Linked DNA regions of Homo sapiens: all the other regions are linked to region 1. Evidence: chromatin contacts called from ENCODE Hi-C or POLR2A ChIA-PET data. All regions are on one chromosome and are shown on one strand. Each heading gives the region's core, a stretch centred on a gene start or an enhancer-like site at or near the end of the contact. The rest is flanking DNA. Distances are from core to core; before and after follow the strand shown. Region 1 holds the start of DNAH17-AS1 (DNAH17 antisense RNA 1). Region 2 overlaps USP36 (ubiquitin specific peptidase 36). Region 3 holds the start of AFMID (arylformamidase).

What was found. A loop is a pair of places that touch in the nucleus more often than their neighbours do. ChIA-PET counts read pairs that join two places held with the same protein, here RNA polymerase II (POLR2A). Pooled maps may share reads with other maps.
Region 2: a map of astrocyte of the spinal cord shows a loop between it and region 1 (8-fold over the local background). The contact joins the enhancer-like site here to the promoter of DNAH17-AS1 in region 1. A Hi-C loop is called at or near these places in 3 of 168 maps with a recorded cell type or tissue (IMR-90, astrocyte of the spinal cord and sciatic nerve) and 7 of 50 pooled maps. POLR2A ChIA-PET finds 5 or more read pairs at or near these places in 1 of 52 experiments (activated T-cell).
Region 3: a loop to region 1 is called in a pooled map, with 5 times the contacts of the local background. The contact joins the promoter of AFMID here to the promoter of DNAH17-AS1 in region 1. A Hi-C loop is called at or near these places in 3 of 50 pooled maps. POLR2A ChIA-PET finds 5 or more read pairs at or near these places in 3 of 52 experiments (H1, HEK293 and activated CD4-positive, alpha-beta memory T cell).

Annotation. Positions count from the first base shown.
Region 1 is chr17:78,483,136-78,486,542 of GRCh38, reverse strand. It overlaps DNAH17-AS1 (DNAH17 antisense RNA 1), which reads right to left and starts at 1,633. Exons shown (of 6, transcript NR_102401.1): 1 at 1,381-1,633. DNAH17 (dynein axonemal heavy chain 17) reads left to right here. Exons shown (of 81, transcript NM_173628.4): 45 at 37-319; 46 at 410-583; 47 at 786-993; 48 at 1,510-1,675. RefSeq lists a silencer at 1,601-1,830 and enhancers at 1,901-1,950, 1,981-2,120.
Region 2 is chr17:78,817,854-78,821,260 of GRCh38, reverse strand. It overlaps USP36 (ubiquitin specific peptidase 36), which reads left to right. Exons shown (of 21, transcript NM_001385174.1): 8 at 200-270; 9 at 1,249-1,331; 10 at 2,483-2,594. Among named protein-coding and RNA genes, the nearest start is that of USP36, 21 kb to the left of the region's middle. Within about 2 kb of position 1,765, at least 6 of the 41 ENCODE cell types and tissues checked have a DNase peak (open chromatin) inside an H3K27ac peak, as active enhancers do.
Region 3 is chr17:78,185,483-78,188,889 of GRCh38, reverse strand. AFMID (arylformamidase) reads right to left here and starts at 1,528. Exons shown (of 11, transcript NM_001010982.5): 1 at 1,457-1,528. The coding sequence starts at 1,519. It overlaps TK1 (thymidine kinase 1), which reads left to right and starts at 1,838. Exons shown (of 7, transcript NM_003258.5): 1 at 1,838-1,961; 2 at 2,072-2,103. The coding sequence starts at 1,896. RefSeq lists a silencer at 1,546-1,685.

The DNA of each region.
Region 1 (3,407 bases), core at 384-2,883:
AGCGGCTGTGTCATCGGCGCCTCCTGTCACCCCCAGGGTGGTGAGCAGCTGGATCGAGAGGCGCAAGGTGCAGTCGGAGAAGGCCAACCTGATGATCCTCTTTGACAAGTACCTGCCCACGTGCCTGGACAAGTTGCGCTTTGGGTTCAAGAAGATCACGCCAGTGCCGGAGATCACGGTGATCCAAACGATTCTGTACCTGCTGGAGTGCCTGCTCACGGAGAAGACCGTGCCCCCCGACTCCCCCAGGGAGCTGTACGAGCTGTACTTCGTGTTCACCTGCTTCTGGGCCTTCGGTGGCGCCATGTTCCAGGACCAGGTGATGCACCTGGGGGGCCCGGCCACCCACACAGGGTCTCTCAGCATCCTGCTTAGCTGGGCCCTGATTTTTACTTCTGTGTCTCAACAGCTTGTGGATTATCGAGTGGAGTTCAGTAAATGGTGGATCAACGAATTCAAGACTATCAAGTTCCCCTCGCAGGGAACGATTTTTGACTACTACATTGATCCTGACACAAAAAAGTTCCTGCCCTGGACAGATAAAGTGCCCTCCTTTGAGCTGGATCCCGATGTCCCACTGCAGGTAACTGTCCCCAAAGCAGGGCCACCGACTGGTGATTTAGAGGCAGGAATCGGTGCAGTACCCTCCACACGCCTGCACGGAATGTCCAAACACAACCGATTTTCAACATTAGGACCTGTTCGGTAGAACATGGCCTGCACACCCACGAGAGGCAGAAGTGTCTGAGAATCACAGCTCCCTCCCCTTCCCTCCCCTGCCCCAGGCCTCTTTGGTCCACACCACGGAAACCATCCGCATCCGCTACTTCATGGACCTGCTCATGGAGAAGTCCTGGCCGGTGATGCTGGTGGGGAACGCGGGGACGGGCAAGTCGGTGCTGATGGGGGACAAGCTGGAAAGCCTGAACACGGACAACTACCTGGTGCAGGCTGTGCCCTTCAACTTCTACACGACCTCAGCCATGCTGCAGGGTGAGGCTGGTCCGGCCACGCCCTGCCTACCCGGCTGCCCCCCGCCAGTCCCCGTTCCCTCCTGTCCCCTCTCACTGCAGGCCCAGGCACTCACTAGCCACTTTGCACCTCCTCACTTCCCATGCCCCACCCGCTGGCCTTTCCTTCCTGAGTCGGAGACAGAGGAGGAGCAGCCGGGACCCCTCTTTCTGGTGCTCCCTTGTGGGCATGGTGATGGGGTTTTGATGGCCAGTCGAGGCAGCAGGTCCCCCGGGAGTGTCTCAGCCAATCTAAGGCGACCCAAAGGTGACGGAGAGCAAGGTTCCTGCCACCCTCGCCTCTGATCGCTCTGTTTATTCCTGGGGCTGTACCCGGTGCCCCCTCAAGGGCCACTCCCAGGGCAGGTACCTTTGGTAAACTTGGATCCCAGCCAGGTCCCACCTTCTGTCCTCCGGGGAAGCAGGTAGCGCCCCTCCCTACCTAACAGGCTCTGGCTCAGGAGGCGCAGGCGGGCAGCTGACCCTCTGCCCTCTCTAGGGGTGCTGGAGAAGCCGCTGGAGAAGAAATCGGGGAGGAACTACGGGCCGCCAGGCACTAAGAAGCTCGTCTACTTCATCGACGACATGAACATGCCCGAGGTGGACAAGTATGGGACGGTGGCCCCGCACACCCTCATCCGGCAGCACATGGACCACCGGCACTGGTTAGACGGGGCGGGGCCGGAGGGGAAGGCGTGGCCCCGGGGCGGTGAGGGCGGGGCCAGGGCGGGGCGCAGGAAGAGGCGGAGCCCCAGGGCAGTAGGGCAGGACTGGTGTGGGGCGGTGGGGGGGGTGCTGCAACGTGGGTAGGGAGACACGGGTCGTAGCTGGGCCCCCAAGTTTGTGGGGCCACAAGGCATTGAGGTAGGGCCAGGGTAGGGGAGAGGTTCTATCAGTTTCGTCCATCACCCATTTCACAAACATGCAGCAGTGGCCTAGAGCCCCCGCGGAGGGGGGGATCCTCCTTCCCCCCTTCCACCGAGGTGTCTGTCCCGCCGGGAGAGGAAGAAGCACATTACCCGGTAAAGGAAGAGCCCTGAGGAAAACCCCCAGTGCAGTCACAGAGGAGCCTCCCAGCTGGGAGCCCCAGCAGAGAGATGCCCCTGGGGAGATGGTGCACAGCTGGAAGCTGGCAGCAGTGTCCTGCTGGCTGTGGGACCTTAGAGGGAGAGCATTCTGGGTGGAGAGATTGCCACGTGTAAATGCCCTGCCACACGTGAAGAAGCCCAGGAAGGCCGGTGTGGCAAGGATGTGAGAGCCAGAGGCAGAGGGTGCCCAGGGCAGCTGCAGCCAGAATCCCAGGGCCTCGGGACAGAGTGCAGATTTTCTCCTAACGGCACCGAGAAACCAAAGGTGGCACGTTTAGGTTTGCAGTTTGGAAAGATGAGAACATTCAGTTCAGTTGTCTTTTTTTTTTTTTTTTTTTTTTTTTTTTTTGAGGAGAAATCTCGCTCTGTCTCTCAGGCTGGAGTGCAATGGCTCGATCTTGGCTTACTGCAACCTCCGCCTCCTGGGTTCAAGGAATTCTCCTTCCTCAGCCTCCTGAGTAGCTGGTAATACAGGTGCCCACCACCACGCCGGCTAATTTTTGTACTTTTAGTAGAGAAGGGGTTTCGCCATGTTGGCCAGGCTGTTCTCGAACTCCTGACCTCAGGTGATCCGCCCGCCTTGGCCTCACAAAGTGCTGGGATTAGAGGTGTGAGCCACCGTGCCCAGCCATAGTTGTCTCTTAAAATAAGCAAGTAGCTCAGGCCAAAAGAGCCTAGAAACTAGTCTGCTCGTTCATGAAGCCTGGCCTCATGCCGAGAAAGGCAGGCATGGGGGGTTAGGTAGTCTACTTGAGGTCATGGTCCTAATGAGTGGCGGAGCTGGGTTATTATTATTATTATTATTATTATTTCCAAGACAGAGTTTCGCTCTTGCTGCCCAGGCTGGAGTCCAATGGCGTGATCTTGGCTCACTGCAACCTCTGCCTCCTGGGTTCCAGCGATTCTCCTGCCTCAGTCTCCCAAGTAGCTGAAATTATAGGTGCCTGCCACCATGCCCACCTAATTTTTGTATTTTTAGTAGAAACGGGGCTTAACTATATTGGCCAGGCAGGTCTCTAACTCCTGACCTCAGGTGATCTGCCCGCCTCGGGCTCCCAAAGTGCTGGGACTACAGGCGTGAGCCACCACGCTCAGCCAGAACTGGATTTTGAGTTCAGATATGTCTGACTCCATCACTTGCCTTTTCCTCACTAAACGACACTCCCAGAGCTCACGACTATAGGAAGCCTACTCTGGGCTGCAGGCTGTGATGTGGGGACGGAGGCATCAGAGGTGGCTCCCTGGGGGAGGTGACAAAGCTGCCACTCTGAGGAGGGAGCCTGGAGAGAGTTTGACATCATTTGAGGAG
Region 2 (3,407 bases), core at 516-3,015, 330 kb before region 1:
TATTGACATCCATCTTTGTGAACTTCAGTGGTGAAAGAGAGCTCTCTGTTCGGACACCAGGATGCTTCAGGGGCTAGTGGGAATCTCATCTTTGGCCAAAGCCCTGCTGAGAGTCTGCCTCCCTGCTGGGTCTCGGTCTTGGGAGCTGGGAGTGCCTCTGCCAGGCCCCACCTGCTCCACTGCCTCTGTTCTGTTGCAGTGAAGTGCTCCGTGTGCAAGAGCGTCTCGGACACCTACGACCCCTACTTGGACGTCGCGCTGGAGATCCGGGTACAGATCTGTCCTGCCCTTCACTTTTGCAGTAGGAGAGCGAGGCCAGAGGGTGAAACAGAACCCGCAGAACAGTAAAGGCATCAGATCAAAATAGATAGGGAGAAAACTCCTTTGCTCCCTGCCGCCTTGCAGTACAGACCATTGTCTTTACCTGTTTTTTTCTAGAGTTTTTCCTAAGCGTATCCTTTTATTTAAAGAAAAAAATGGTAAAATTGGGTTTTGTGTCCTGAAGCATGAACAGGAACAACGCTGTCCCCAGGGCTTGAGGAGAGTCTGTTGTGTGCTCTGGGCGGCGTGCAGCCTTTGGAGCTTGGTGGCTCTGTGGGCCTCACCTGGGAGAGCAGCCTTGGCTTTGTCGCACATCCTGCTGCAGCTACAGGGTGCGGGAGGGTGGTCTGCCTTTGCTGGGCCAACCCAAGCTCCAGAGCAGGTCCAGCTACAAGATCATCCTGATAAAAGTGACTGATTCATGGCAGACCTGCAGCTGTCATTTCTTTGCTTTGCTTTTTTTTTATAGGGGCTTGAGGGACAGGGTCTTGCTCTGTGGCCCAGGCAGGAGTGCAGTGGCGCAATCATAGCTCACTGTAGTGTTGACCTCTAGGCTTAAGTGATCCTCCCACACAGCTGGTACTACAGGCATGCACCACCACGCCTGGCTAATTTTTTAAATTTCTTTGCAGAGACAGGGGTCTTGCTATGTTGCCCAGGCTTGTCTCAAACTCCTGGCCTCAATGATCCTCCTGCCCCGGCCTCCCAAGGTGCTGGGATTATAGGCGTGAGCCGCTGTTCCTGGCTGCTTTCATTTCTTGTCTCTGGAGAAGGAGTCCCAATCTGGCAGCTAGTGGGCAAATTTTTATGCGAGTCTAAGTTCTGTGATTTGCTGCCTCAGCCTAAAAAAGACCTTAAATTTGGCATTTCTTGAATCAGCCTTTTTCCTCTGCTGTGTATTTTACTCCCTGTTTTTGTCCTCCTCAGCAAGCTGCGAATATTGTGCGTGCTCTGGAACTTTTTGTGAAAGCAGATGTCCTGAGTGGAGAGAATGCCTACATGTGTGCTAAGTAAGTTTCACGTTGCTTGTGGCAGAAGACTGATACCAGACGGGAAATAAGTCCCCTCACCTGACAGTGTTGTGCCCACCCACTCTTCCTTAGCGGTGACCGCTGCTCGCATTTCTTGAGGAACCTATGTGTGTCCTAAAAACTCAAACTTCTAAATAACACGAATGAAGCAATAGCTATGATTTTTATAGCTACAGTTTACACCATACCTGTTCTAAAGATGCCGCATATATTGTGCAGTAGGGGCTGTGGTTTCCCATTGCTAGGGATGGTGAAACTGAGGCACAGAGAAGTGAAGTGACCAGCCATGGGGCCACACCAAGAGGACGTGGCAGAGCACGAGCTCACATCAGTTCACACTGGCTGGCACCGGGCGGCCGCCCCAGGGACTGTGCCCAACCAGCTGCTCTCTTGCCTCTTAAGGAGTGTTTTCTTTGGCTTTCATTTTTTACTTAACTGGTTTTGGACATTTTTCCGTTTCTGCAGATAGAACTCTTACTTTGTCATTTGTTGCATTTTTAGTAGTGACAGGGTTTCACCTTGTTGGCCAGGCTGGTCTCGAACTCCTGAACTCAGGTGATCTTCCTGCCTTGCCTCCCAAAGTGCTGGGATCACACTACTACAGCCGGCTGAATATCTTTATATCTAGGTCCTTGTAAAGCTGTAGGCACTAAAGAATATATTCTTAATTCTGCTTTACTCTTCTTTAGGTCTGTTTCCTGCAGCTCTCCAAGCTGCGCGCCTCTGCTTCTGTTTTCTCTCCCTGTGTTTGCGCATCTTCTAGCTTTGCTTACGTTGACTTCCTGCCTGCCCGTTTTATCACTCAGCCACATCTGCTTTAATTTGCTCTTTCCTGTGTTGGCCCAAAGCAACTTTTTCCTGTATTTTATTTAGTTTCCTGGTGGGTACAGTACTTTTATTTTTTTGCTTTAGAATCTTCCCACTTTCTGTAGTCTTATTTCCCTGTGGTAGCTTTCCTTTACTTGAGGCATGCTTAATGTGATTTTGAGAGGAGCAGAAGGTCGAAATCTCATTGATGAAGATTCCACTATTACAGAGCAGTTGTTGCTGTTATTAACTTAGCGTTAAGACAACATTTTTCAGAGCACGAATCAATCATTCATTAATCTTTCTCATCACCTTCTTCATAGATGCAAGAAGAAGGTTCCAGCCAGCAAGCGCTTCACCATCCACAGAACATCCAACGTCTTAACCCTTTCCCTCAAGCGCTTTGCCAACTTCAGCGGGGGGAAGATCACCAAGGTGAGCGCTCGTGACACCATCCCAGGCAGCTCCGTGGGCCACAGTCGGCATCAGAATAACACGAAGAAAGTGATAGCCACGAGTTTGATAGCTGCTGTTTACACAGTACCTGTCCCTGTTCTAAAGGTTCTACACATATTGTGAAGTAGGGACTGTAGTTTCGCCCTTGTCCAGGACGGGAAGACAGTCACAGAGAGGGGAAGCAACCTGGGACGCCTTTTAAAAATAGACGTTTCTGGGTTTATCCCAGTGCCAGTGAATTTGAATCTCTGGAGGACAGGGCCCAGGAATCTGCATTTTTGCAAAATCCCTGAATGCTTGTTATACACAGTCAAGTTCCAGGGCCACTGTCTTAATGGATTTACCGCAGCTTCTGGTTGTGCTTGGGCTGGTCCTGGCAGGGACTTTCAGGGTTCTCCAGATGAGTGTGATGAGCACTGGGCGGTGGGACTTGCATTGTCCATGTCCTTTTGATGTCTAGAACAGGTGCCGTTGCATGCTCTGGCTTTTTATGAAATATGGAGTTTAGAAAAACTACTTTTGACACGATGGTATTTTATTGTTTAAATTTCATTTTGTTTTAAGACAGGGTCTCACTCTGTCACCTGGGCTGGAGTGCAGTGGCATAATCAGCGCTCACTACAGTCTTGACCTCCCAAGCTCAAGCGATCCCCCTGCCTTAGCCTCCTGAGTAGCTGGGACTGTGGGCACATGCCACCATGCCTGGTTAATTTTTTAAAAAGTTTTTTGTAGAGACAGCATCTTGCTGTGTTGCCCAGGGTGGTCTCAAACTCCTGGGCTCAAGTGACCTGC
Region 3 (3,407 bases), core at 279-2,778, 300 kb after region 1:
CGCAGTGGCTCATGCCTGTAAACCCAGCACTTTGGGAGGCCAAGGGGGGCGGATCATGAGGTCAGGAGTTGGAGACCATCCTGGCTAACACAGTGAAACCCCATCTCTACTAAAAATACAAAAAAATTAGCCGGGCATGGTTGCGGGCGCATGTAGTCCCAGCTACTCAGGAGGCTGAGGCCGGAGAATGGCGTGAACCCTGGAAGAAGAGGTTGCAGTGAGCCCAGATCGCGCCACTGCACTCCAGCCTGGGCGATAGAGCGAGACTCTGTCTCAAAAGAAAAAAAAAAAAAATTAGCCAGGCATGTAGTACCAGCTACAGTGTGCCTGTAATCCCAGCCACTCGGGAGGCTGAGGCAGGAGAATCACTTGAACCCGGGAGGTAGAGGTTGCAGTGAGCCGAGATCATGCCACTGCACTCCAGCCTGGGTGACTGAGCGAGACTGTGTCTCAAAAAAAGAAGGCATGTATCCAAATCACAAGGTTAAAAGAGATAAAGCATGCGAGTAAAATAAAGCAAGCCAGTCAGTGTGGGTTGCTTCTTCCTCCCAGTGAAGGAGCTCTTTGTCAGAGGTCCTTGGATCTGTCCAATCTGTACCTGGAAAGGTTATTACCTGTAGGATCCTTACAGCCACACCTGGCACACTCTGTGATCACTACCACCATCTTTGTTGCTATTATTTATGATCATGATTATACAATGGGTTTCTTTTCTTTCTTTCTTTTTTTTTTTGAGCCACCGCACCCGGCCTGTATGTTTCTAACCTTCACAACCCCAATGTAAATACCAGCTGTTCTGAATCCTTCAGCCTGTGCCACATAAGCACAGACCCAAAAACATTGTGTAACCTCAGATCAAGGTCCAGAACTTTGTCCCCTAACCTCCTGCGGGTCTATGGATTTTTTTTTTTTTTTTTTTTTTTTTTTTTGAGACTAAGTCTTGGTCTATCGCCCAGCCTTCCAGGCTGGAGTACAAATGGCATGATCTCGGCTCACTGCAACCTCCACCTCCTGGGTTCAAGCGATTCTCCTGTCTCAGCCTCCCCAGTAGCTGGGATTACAGAGGTACATCACCACGCCCGGCTAATTTTTGTATTTTTAGTAGAAACGGGGTTTCACCATGTTGGCCAGGCTGGTCTCGAACTCCTGACCTCGTGATCCGCCAAAAGTGCTAGGATTACAGGTGTGAGCCGCCACGCCTGGCAGGGTCTACGGATATTATTAGCATAGTCAGGACTTCAATTTTCTTTATCCTGAAAACCAGGTTAACAAAAATCCTTAGGAGAAGGTAAAATACACCATGGTGCTCAAGCACTGGGGACCTGGCACGCACTAGGCGCTCTGCATGCCCACAGGAGTGCTCTAGACGGCTTCTAAGCTTCCTTCTTGGAATTCCAATCTAATAAATGAGCTAACTCCGCCCCAGCCCCTTAGTCCCTCCCTGCAATCCACCTACCTCTGCAGACATCTTCTTCCAAGGAACCTTGCTTGGGAAACCCACACCAGACACATCCATCATGGCGTCTACAGCCGCATGGGCGTGCGTCCCTCTGTTTATATGGCCAGAGCCCCGCCTCGCTCCGCCCCTTTAAACTTGGTGGGCGGACCGAGGCGGGGCTCAGACCAGGCCCCACCCCGATCAGCCACGTCCATCGCCCTGATTTCCAGGCCCTCCCAGTCCCTGGGCGCACGTCCCGGATTCCTCCCACGAGGGGGCGGGCTGCGGCCAAATCTCCCGCCAGGTCAGCGGCCGGGCGCTGATTGGCCCCATGGCGGCGGGGCCGGCTCGTGATTGGCCAGCACGCCGTGGTTTAAAGCGGTCGGCGCGGGAACCAGGGGCTTACTGCGGGACGGCCTTGGAGAGTACTCGGGTTCGTGAACTTCCCGGAGGCGCAATGAGCTGCATTAACCTGCCCACTGTGCTGCCTGGCTCCCCCAGCAAGACCCGGGGGCAGATCCAGGTGCGGGGGCCAGCCCTGCGCGTGGCTGGGGATGAGGTGGTCGTGGTGATAGCCTGTGTCCAGGCATCCGCGCAGGGCGGGCCCTCAAATGACCTCACCTTCTCTCCTAGGTGATTCTCGGGCCGATGTTCTCAGGAAAAAGGTAATGGCTTCGCGGGGCTGGGGTGGAGCTCCTTCCTCTTCTCCGGGGACCCCTTGTCCCGTCCCTCCCCTCCCCTTCCCTCCCCTCCCCTCCCCTCCCCTTCCCTTCCCTCCCCTTCCCTTCCCCTAGAAGGACCAGCACAGCCTCCTACAGCTCCCGCCTGGGGTGCTCCTCCCTTGAATTCAGTCCAGGAGGAAGTCTCTGCCCTCTTCTGCCCAGGCCAAGCCCCTCGTCCTGTGTGGACGCCACTCCCTCCTGGAGCTGGTGACAGCTGCTTACAGCTTAGCTGTCTTCCCCACCAAGTCCTCTGAGAAGGTGGCAACCAGTTGTGTCCCCTGTAGGCCAGGCCTTTTTGTACACCCCTATTCAATGTGGCTGTTTCCTTCTAAGGCCAAGGAAACGTAGTCGCTTTCTAAACCAAGGAGTCTGAAGCCGTGGAGCCTCTGCTCTCCTGAGGTGATAGAACCATTCCCTGACCCGGGTGGGGCTAGTGAGTTTCTTGAGTAAACTACCCACGCACCATTCTTTTTGTTTTGTTTTTGTTCTTCTAGAGGTAGGATCTTGCTATGTTGCCCAGGCTGGTCTCAAACTCCTGGGCTCAAGCAATTCTCTCACCTCAGCCTCCCAAGTAGCTGGGACTACAGGCGTGCACCCCCCCGCCTCCACCCAGCTAATTTTATTTTATTTTTATAGAGCTGGGGTCTTGCTATGTTGCCCAAGCTGGTCTTGAACTCCTGGTCTCAAGCAATCCTCCTACTTCAGCATCCCAAAGTGCTGGGATTACAGATGTTAGCCACCATGCCCTGCCCCAACATTCTTTTATGGCCCTGGGGATCACTTCAGCTCAAACCCCTTGCTCAGGAAGATGTGGCTCAGAGTTGGACTTCTTGGACCCAGAAGCAAGTGCTTTTGACGCTGCACACAAAGACTTTCTGAAATTAATTTAGAAAAGCTGTATGCCAGGTGTGGTGGCCCACGCCTTTAATCCCAGCGCTTTGGAAGGCTGAGGTGCGTTGATCACTTGAGGTTAGGAGTTTGAGACCACCCTGGTCAACGTGGTAAAACCCCATCTCTACTGAAAAAAAAAACCAAAAATTATCTGGGCATGGTGGCAGCCTCCTGTAATCCCAGCTACTCGGGAGGTTGAGGCAGGAGAATCTCTTGAACCCGGAAGGCAGGGGTTGCAGTGAGCTGAGATCGCTCCACTGCACTCTAACCTAGGCAACAGAGCGAGACTCCACCCCAAAAAGAAAGAAAGAAAAACTCTGAACTCTGGGAACAACTCTGGGATGAGGTTACTTTGG